Linked DNA regions of Homo sapiens: region 2 is linked to region 1. A link is an interaction called in ENCODE POLR2A ChIA-PET data of the cell type or tissue named here. Cell type or tissue: Caco-2. All regions are shown on one strand. Links, peaks and the distances in the headings refer to the core of each region. The heading gives the core; the rest is flanking DNA. Region 1 has its middle 25 kb from the start of MIR4444-1. Region 2 overlaps AGPS (alkylglycerone phosphate synthase).

The links. ChIA-PET counts read pairs that join two places held together with the same protein. Peaks named below come from ENCODE experiments on the same cell type or tissue, not always from the same donor. Only the 100,000 strongest peaks of a DNase experiment are listed, where the experiment ranks them.
Region 2: POLR2A ChIA-PET joins it to region 1 with 9 read pairs; 3 of 35 experiments call an interaction of 5 or more read pairs at or near these places.

Annotation. Positions count from the first base shown.
Region 1 is chr2:177,185,607-177,190,006 of GRCh38, forward strand. No RefSeq gene overlaps it. Among named protein-coding and RNA genes, the nearest start is that of MIR4444-1, 25 kb to the right of the region's middle. RefSeq lists an enhancer at 1,420-2,619. In Caco-2, for the core only: no CTCF peak of the experiment used is centred there; DNase peaks (open chromatin) are centred at 2,185 and 3,065.
Region 2 is chr2:177,406,385-177,410,784 of GRCh38, forward strand. All of the region lies in intron 1 of AGPS (alkylglycerone phosphate synthase), which reads left to right. Among named protein-coding and RNA genes, the nearest start is that of AGPS, 16 kb to the left of the region's middle. In Caco-2, for the core only: no CTCF peak of the experiment used is centred there; no DNase peak of the experiment used is centred there.

The DNA.
Region 1 (4,400 bases), core at 207-4,206:
CATCACGCCCGGCCAATTTTTTGTGTTTTTAGTAGAAATGGAATTTCACCGTGTTAGCCAGGATGGTCTCGATCTCCTGACCTCATGATCCGCCTGCCTCAGGTTCCCAAAGCGCTGGGATTACAGGCATGAGTCACTGCACCTGGCCAAGTAAAGCTTTTTATGCTGAATTGGGAGTTCTCAAATAAGCTGTCCTCAAATAAAATTTTAAAAAAGTTTTTTGAGACAGGGTCTCGCTTTGTCATTCAGACTAGAGTGCAGTTAAACAATCTCGGCTCACTGCAGCCTCAACCTCCCTGCCTCAAGCATCCTGAGTGACTGGGACTACAAGCATGCAGGAACAAAACCAGCTAATTTTTGTATTTTTTGTGGAGACAGGGCTTCGCCATGTTGCCCAGGCTTGTCTCAAACTCCTAAACTCACGCATTCTGCCCACCTCGACCTCCCAAAGTGCTGGGATTACAGGTGTGAGCCATCATGCCCAGCCAAAATTAAATTCTCTAATTTTACTCCCAAACTGTATTAGTCTGTTTTCACGCTGCTAATAAGGACATACCCGAGATTGGGCAATTTACAAAAGAAAGAGGTTTAATGGACTTACAGTTCCACGTGGCTGGGGAGGCCTCACAATCATGACGAGAGGTGAAAGGCATGTCTCACATGGCAGCAGATAAGAGAGCTTGTGCAGGGAAGCTTCCCTTTTTAAAACCATCAGATCTCGTGAGACTTATTCACTATCATGAGAACAGCAGGGGAAAAACCTGCCCCCATGATTCAATTACCTCGCACAGGGTCTCTCCCACAAGTGGGAATTCAAGATGAGATTTGGGTGGGGACACAGCCAAACCAAATCACAGACCAACAAAACTTCACAGATTATATACTGGAACATTGTTGCTGTTTTAAGAAAATGATCAGATTGTGGCTGGGAGCCGTGGCTCATGCCTGTAATCCCAGCACTTTGGGAAGCCTAGGCAGGTGGATCACCTGAGGTCAGGTGTTTGAAATCAGCCTGACCAACATGGTGAAACCCCATCTCTACTAAAAATACAAAAAATTAGTGGGGCCTGGTGGCATGTGCCTGTAATCTCAGCTACTTGGGAGGCTGAGGCAGGAGAATCACTTGAAACCAGGAGGCTGAGGTTGCAATGAGCTGAGATTGTGCCACGGCACTGCAGCCTGGGTGACAGAGTAAGACTCTGTCTGAAAAAAAAAAAAAAGAAAGAAAAAGAAAGTGATCAGATTATGAATCTTCTTTATATCATATAGATTAACCTAGGTTCTATAAATGAGATTTAGAGGATCTGCAGCCCTGTGGGATGCCGTTACGAAGAATCCAGAAATAGTGAGTCCATCACAAGTACCATACGCAATTTCATTTCCACATCTTCACTTGGACTTGAAACTCACCAGGAGCACCTTTCTGTTTCCCCTCTACCAATTCAGGTATTATTCATCCTTTAAAACTCCCTTTGAAAGTTTCATCTCCATCATGAAGTCTTCCTAGATACTTGAGACCTTCATTTATTTCCCCATTTCTCTGCAGCACAGCACTTTAATGTAAACCATGCAAGTCATTACTTATATGTGGTCTCCCTCTAATAACTATATTATGAGGACAGGGGACAGAGAAAATGTCATAACCCCTTTTAGTGTTTTCAAGGCTTTGCATATTGCTGCACCTATACTTGATTAATTATGATATACGGGAGAGTCTTAGGAGTCAAAGGGAAAAGAAATGAAATTTATATCCAAGCACTATAGTGCCTCCAAAATAATATTGAAACAATTATTATTATACATGCCACTTGAAGATACTGATTTAAAAATAGGTCTTTATCAGTTATTCCTAAGGCTACTTGAGTTTGTACCTTACAGTCTCAGAATTTTATCTTTCTCAATTCATATAGTGAGCCTTTTTGCCCAGTTTACTAGAAAACAAATTCTGAGGGAGATTGGGTGCTACTGCTTTATTTGTTTAGGGGTAAGCCTGGGAATGTGAGAGTGAGAAAAAGGGAGATGTGGCAGGAAAGGATGGGAAGCAATGCATGGGTAGGCTACATGAAAAAACTGTTAAGGAGAAGGCAGTCAGGCAACGAGGAGGAAGTGGGGTAATTGATCTGTCACACTCCCAGCATCTCCTATTTCTACAGGCCAAAGTTCATCCCGAGTGTGGTTAACACCCAGCTTTCTGCATTGCATCATCCGGATCCCTCAGCAGTCATTTGGGAAGCCAGATACCATGCTCTCTAGTGTGGTGTTTCATCCAAGTCTCAAGTGATGAAAGGAGACAGAAACTCGAAATGCCTGACTGGCATGGCAGCAGCCAAGAAGGGCCAACATCCTGGATAAGCAACTGGTCAGCCCCTCACAGCAAAACCATGCAGGTCCCAAAGTGGTCAGATAGCTGAGCGCATGGCTGAGACAGCAGCTAGTCCTGTGAGGGCAGAGGGAATCTCAGGAAATGTAGACGATGTCTCTGATAAATATATGCCTGTCATAAAGTTTGGAGAACAGAAAGGCCATCTCTCATTTTCTCTGAGGAGAGTGCTTTCCTTGAATTCTCAAAAGCAGTGTGATACGTTAATTATAGTAATCAAATGGAACACCCCAACTTTCATTCTGTGTGCGTATAACAAGAATCTTTGCTCCCTAAAATGGAATTAGATTATAGTATGTCTGAGATAGAGAGACATTCAGTCTGTCCATCTATCTCATATAAGGGTAACAGTTGGAAATAGATTTTCTAAATTCTATGTAAGACACGATATATAAATAACCTATGGTTTAAATAAAAATTTATTCTATGGCAATCATATAAATTTACCAGAAGATTCAAATATGCAGCTTCCACAAGGAAGTAGGCTAGTGGCAAATTGATCCTTACATGAACCCTAAAAAAGAACAACACATTTCAGTTTCTCTATGCAGTGACAACTTTCTATTCTAGGCCTAGCCCCTTGTGGGGCCCACTCCAGTTCCATCCAGGGAAACAGGTAATATTTACAGGACCTGGGGCATAAGTACAAAAGGAAGCCACTGCCTACAGGCTGGCTCCACCTTCTCTTTTGACCTCCTGCTCACCCACACACCAGAAGGGGCCTCTCAAATATTTGTGAGGACACTCCTGCACATCCATCTAAGGGGTGTGCACATAATGGGAGGGGTGCACCTTAGGGAGGACAGATATTGGAAAGGGATACTGAAGGTTCTGATGCATGTTCCACACTGGGCAAAGAATTCGGGAGTCCCAAAAAGCCACAACAATGTCTACAAGGGGATTATCCTAATAAAAATCACAGAATTGCATATCTTGCTGTAGGCAGTTGAGGGCAATGGACTGACTATACTCTGTTTAGGCCTAGAGGCCTTTCCATGAGTTTCTAGGGACATTGTCAATATTGCTTGTTGATTACTGATGACATACTGATGTTTGGAAGTGAGTGGCTGCATATATCTCTTATGAGAGATCAAAGGTTTTGTTTGTTGTAGAGCAATTTTTGTTATTCTATCAGGTAATCTTGCCAAGGAATTGATTATTGACATTCAATAGCTTATACTGCAGTGCTTATTTTGAGCAGAGAAAAGATAAAATCGAATGGTGTAAAGATGTTAGAAATTGGCCAAGCACTGTGACTCATGCCTATAATTCCAGCACTTTGGGAGGCTGAGGCGGGTAGATCATGAGGTCAGGAGTTCGAGACCAGCCTGGCCAAGATGGTGAAACCCTGTCACTAACAAAAATACAAAAATTAGCCAGGCGTGGTGGTGGGCGCCTGTGATCCCAGCTACTTGGGAGGCTGAGGCAGAGAACTGCTTGAACTTGGGAGGTGGAGGTGGCAGTGAGCCGAGATTGCACCACTGTACTCCAGCCTGGGTGACAGAGTGGGACTCTGTCTCAAAAAAAAAAAAAAGATGTTACGAATTGTACAGTGAGAGATAACTAGGTAATCATTATGGCTTCACCTTAAATTGTGTATTGCAAGATACCTGCTTAGCTTTTCTTGTGGAGGGACAGGTAGGATCTGAGGATTTAGCCAATCTCCCAATCTAATTTCTGAGGAGAGCCCTTGGAAATAACGTAATGTATTCTTCTGACATCATGACATGATATCATATATTATTTTGATTACAACTGATGCTGTTTTGCTCTTCAGTCTGATAGATTTATTGTATCTTGTGAGAAAGTAGCTAGTGGCTTATTTTATACTCCTTAACTCACACATCTAATTAGATGAACAAAACACAATTAATATCTAAATTTCACACCTTTTTTTTTTTTTTTTTTTGAGACGGAGTTTCACTCTTCTTGCCCAGGCTGGAGTGCAATGGTGTGATCTTGGCTCACCGCAACCTCTGCCTCCTGGGTTCACGTGATTCTCCTGCCTCAGCCTCCTGAG
Region 2 (4,400 bases), core at 249-4,248, 220 kb after region 1:
GTAGTCATTGTATGCAGAAGAAAGAGCCATAAATTCTTGAAGAAGATAGGAAAAGGCTTTATAGAAGTGACTTTTAGACTGGTTGCCTCCAGGGAGAGAAGGGCATTTTAGACAGGGGATATATACAGGAAGACATAAGAGGACATGGTGTGTATAAGGAATTGTCATAACTTAATGTGTCTGGGAACAGCTGTTAAAGAAGGTGAAAATGTAGAGTGGTGCTGTGTTTAAGAATTGGGATTTCATCCACATTGGAGAATCAACAAAGTTTTAAAGTACACACTGCTAGATTTTGACTTTTGGTAGAAGCAATGAACATGGAAAATACTGTTTTGATTCTATTGTTCTCTATTGATTATTGAAGTAATAACAATCTCTTATTTGGCATTCAAGGCTTTCAGCTGTTCTCTATGACTTCTTGAATGTGCTTTATGCTTCAGCCAATTTTATGCTGCTTATTAGATGGGAAAATCCTTGTGCTTTCTTCCTCTGTTTGACTATTGAAATTTTACCATCTTCCAAAGAAGGGAAAGTTTAAATGCCTCCACAATGAAGGGTTCTTTCAGCTAGAGATGAACACCACTGAGCTCTTGTAATAATTTGTACTCCTTGTGTGGCCATCATTGAGTATACTGAAATCTTTGCTTCCTAGTTAGGAGTGTTGGAGCCAGACAGTCATGGTTTAAATCCTAGCTGTATCATGTACTGTTCCTGTGACTGGGGACAAGTTACTGAATCTTTCTGGACCATTTTTTTCATGTTTTAAATAGGGGTAATGACACCTACATCACAGGATTAAAGTGAGAAGGAAATAAGGTAATGATTGTAAAGCCCTTAGCTTTATAGTGTTATGCAATACTGTCATTGTTGCAGTAAACTACATAGAAAGGAGTAATAAGAATAGAGTGCTAAAATAGTTTCTATATTAGACCATTTTTGCATTGCTATAAAGAAATACCCGAGACTGGATAATTTATAAAGAGGTTTAATTAATTCACGGTTCTGCAGGCTGTTCAGAAAACATAACTCTGGCATCAGCTTCTGGGAAGACCTCAGGAAGCTTACAATCATGGCAGAAGATGAAGTGGGAGCAGGCACTTCACATAGCAAAAGCAGGAGCAAGAGTTGAGGTTGGGTGTGGGAGGGGGAAGTGCCACACATTTCTAAATGACCAGATCTCATGAGAACCCACTGTTGTAAAGACAGCACCAAACCTTGAGGGATCTGCCCCCATGACCCAAACACTTCCCACCAGGCCCTACCTCCAGCCCCGGGGACTGCAATTTAACATGATATTTGGGCAGGGACAAATATTCAAACTATATTGGTTTCTGAAGATGGAAGCACAGCAAGAAGTAGGAGGTACTCAGTGGCAATAATGACATTTTAATAGAGAAAACAAATTTCCTTTTTTTTTTTTTTTTTAAAAAAAAGAGGTGGGGTTTTGCTTTGTTACCCAGGTTGGAGTGTAGTGGTGTGATCATAGCTCACTGTAACCTTGAACTCCTGGGCTCAAGAACCATTGTCCTGAGTAGCTGGGATTATAGGTATGTGCCACCATGCCTGGTTATTAAAAAATTTGGAGCAGAGTCTTGAGGTATTGCTCAGGCTGGTCTTGAACACCTGGCCTCAGGTGGTTCTCCCACCTCAGTCTCCTGAGTCGCTGGGATTATAGGCACAAGCCACTGTGCCTGGCGAGAAAACAAATTTCTAGTAAATGTCACCTTATGCATTAGGAAGGAAGGTAAGAACCCAAAAAGTGTAGAACATCAGCAGTTTCTCGTACTGTGTTTTAGGCTGATTGTCAGTATCACACACATGATGTTTGGTCATTCTTGTGCTATTTCTGGTTTGAAACTCTTCTCCATGACTCTTAGTAGTCATGGCTCACCATTGCTTGCTTCTATGTGTGATATGTGGCCTTGGTGGCCACACATTGGAATTTGAATAAATATATTCTTGTGCTAAAGGAAAGTTATTTGATAAATAATTGTTTTAATTTTTATACTTTTTAAGACTTTTATAAACATACATGAACTAGGCAAATTTCCATAGCGGATCAAACTTCCTAAAATTTGCATCAGAAAATATGATCTCTGTATAGCCCTCATTTCTCCTTCCAGATAGTCCTTTGTAAGATTTGGGTATAGATTTATGCCACCTCCTCTGTCATGTAATCATATTTCCATTTCCTGTTATCTCTTTCCCCTGTCTCCCACATGGTGAGTGCTGCCACTTTGCCCTCTTGCTGCCCATTGTTTTCTTGCGGAATTCTACTCAGGGCCATCCTCTCCTATAGTGAAGTGAATTTAAAGTTTTTCCTTTCCGTTTCTCTCTCTCAATTCCAGTCTCCTGATTTTGGTAAGGTTTGGGTGAGAGCAACTTAATTGTAAACAATTTACATTAAAGCTTTGTATTCCTTTGTGGCTATTCAACAGATGAGGCTTCTATTCTTAACTTTTTCTCATGTCTTAAGGTAATGCTTACCCACATGTGGTCTGTGGATGACCCTCATCAGAATTTTCTGAGGGTGCTAGAAATTGTAATCATGGGCTGGGTCTAGGGTGGCATCCAAGGACTCTGCTTTTAAAGTAAGTACCCAAGGTGATGTTTATACTCCCAGAAAGTTTGAGAACCTCTGTTGTTGTGATTGGGTCCTGCTTTTAATGCTTTCTTCTCTTCCCCCAAACTTTATGGGGTTCATTTTTTCCATGGGTTTGCCGGAAGCAAAGATAGCAATCCCAACTACCTGTCACTTAAAGTAGAAGGGGCTACTGCTGATTTTTTTTTTTAATCATTATTTTAAGTAAAACAAACCAAAAAAAACCCAACTACTGTTTTGTTTTGTTTTTTTTTCTCACAATTGCAAGATTTAAGAGTGAAAACAGAGCCCATACAATGGGAGGAGACCCAAAGGGGGTTGCCACTCCCGGCAAGAATGCTTGGGGTTTATATCCCAATCATTGTCCCTCCCCCTATGCTCTCAGGTGATATATGATTTGACTTTTTTTTTTTTTTTTACCTCCTGCTTTAGCCTAATTTGTATTTTAGTGAGCCCTCTTTACTATCTGATTGGTTGGGTGTGAGCTGAGTTACAAGCCCCGTGTTTAAAGGTGGGTGCGGTCACCTTCCCAGCTGGGTTTAGGAATTCTTAGTCGGCTTAGGAAATCCAGCTAGTCTTGTCTCTCAGTCTCGGCTCTCAACAGGAAAACTCAAGTGCTGTTGGGGAGGTTGGCCGACGACCGCTCTTAACTGCTTCCTGCTGAATTGGGGGCATAGTAGGGGTCATGCAGTTCAGATTTCCTTGGGAGGGGTGCCTTCGATCTCATCAACATTGGAGCATGGGCTAGTAGGCCGGTCTAGGGGTCCGCAGTAGTTCAAATGCATCAGGGGCTCCATTTGAAGAACCATTTATACTTCTACACCTTCTATTCTGGAAGAGACAAACTTAACAAGGAGGTTAAAGATACAGGGATTGAAACGTATGGCCTGCAGTGCAGGGGATTATTTCTTTGGCACACTTCACAGGCCCTGACTATCTGCTTGATAGTTTTTAAAAGGCCTGGTCCAGTAAATAATGATTTAGCCATCTGATGGGTGCTATCAATGCCTAAATGAAAGGTTTGGTGAAGGGTTTTAAGTAATTTCCATTGGTTAGCTGCAGGCAAAAGTATTTTTCCTTCTTCAGTGGCTAGCCATCCTGAGGGGAGGAAACTTGTCCTCATGAGGGTCCCCATTCTGTTTCTCCTGCCGAGTACTGCAGCTTGGTTTCCCGGAGGGGATTACCCCATACTAGGGGTCCTTCTGTAAGCATTTCTAATGGAGGGTCCTGCCTTGCGGCTCTTTTGGCTTCAATATCCGCTTGGCAGTTCACTTCTATTTCCCTTTCGTTTCCTTTCTGATGACCCTGGCAGCATAAGACTGCCACCTCTTGAGGTTTCTGTACAGCCAGTAGTAATCTCCTAAAGGCTTCCTGATGTTTGATAGGTGTTCCCTCGGAAGTTAGGAATTCCCTTTCTCTCCATATTGCTGCGTGGGCATGGAGGACTAGGTAAGCATGCCTAGAGTCTGTGTATATATTTACCCTTTTTCCTTCTCCTAATTCTAGTGTATAATGGCCCCTCCTTTTGCTAGAATGTCTCTCCCTAACAAAGGAGTGGGGCTTTCAAGCATAATTAGAAAGCCATGTGAAAAGAGTAAAGTTCCCCAGTCACAACTTAGTGGCTGGGAGAAGTATTTAGTGACTGCCTGTCTTAGGACCCCTCAGATAATGACAGATCTGGAGGACAGTTGTCCGGGACAGGGAGAGTAAGACTGAGAAGGCCACACCAGTGTCCAGGAGACAGTTAACCTCCTGGCCCTCAATGGTCAAGCATACCCGGGGCTCTGTGAGGGTGACG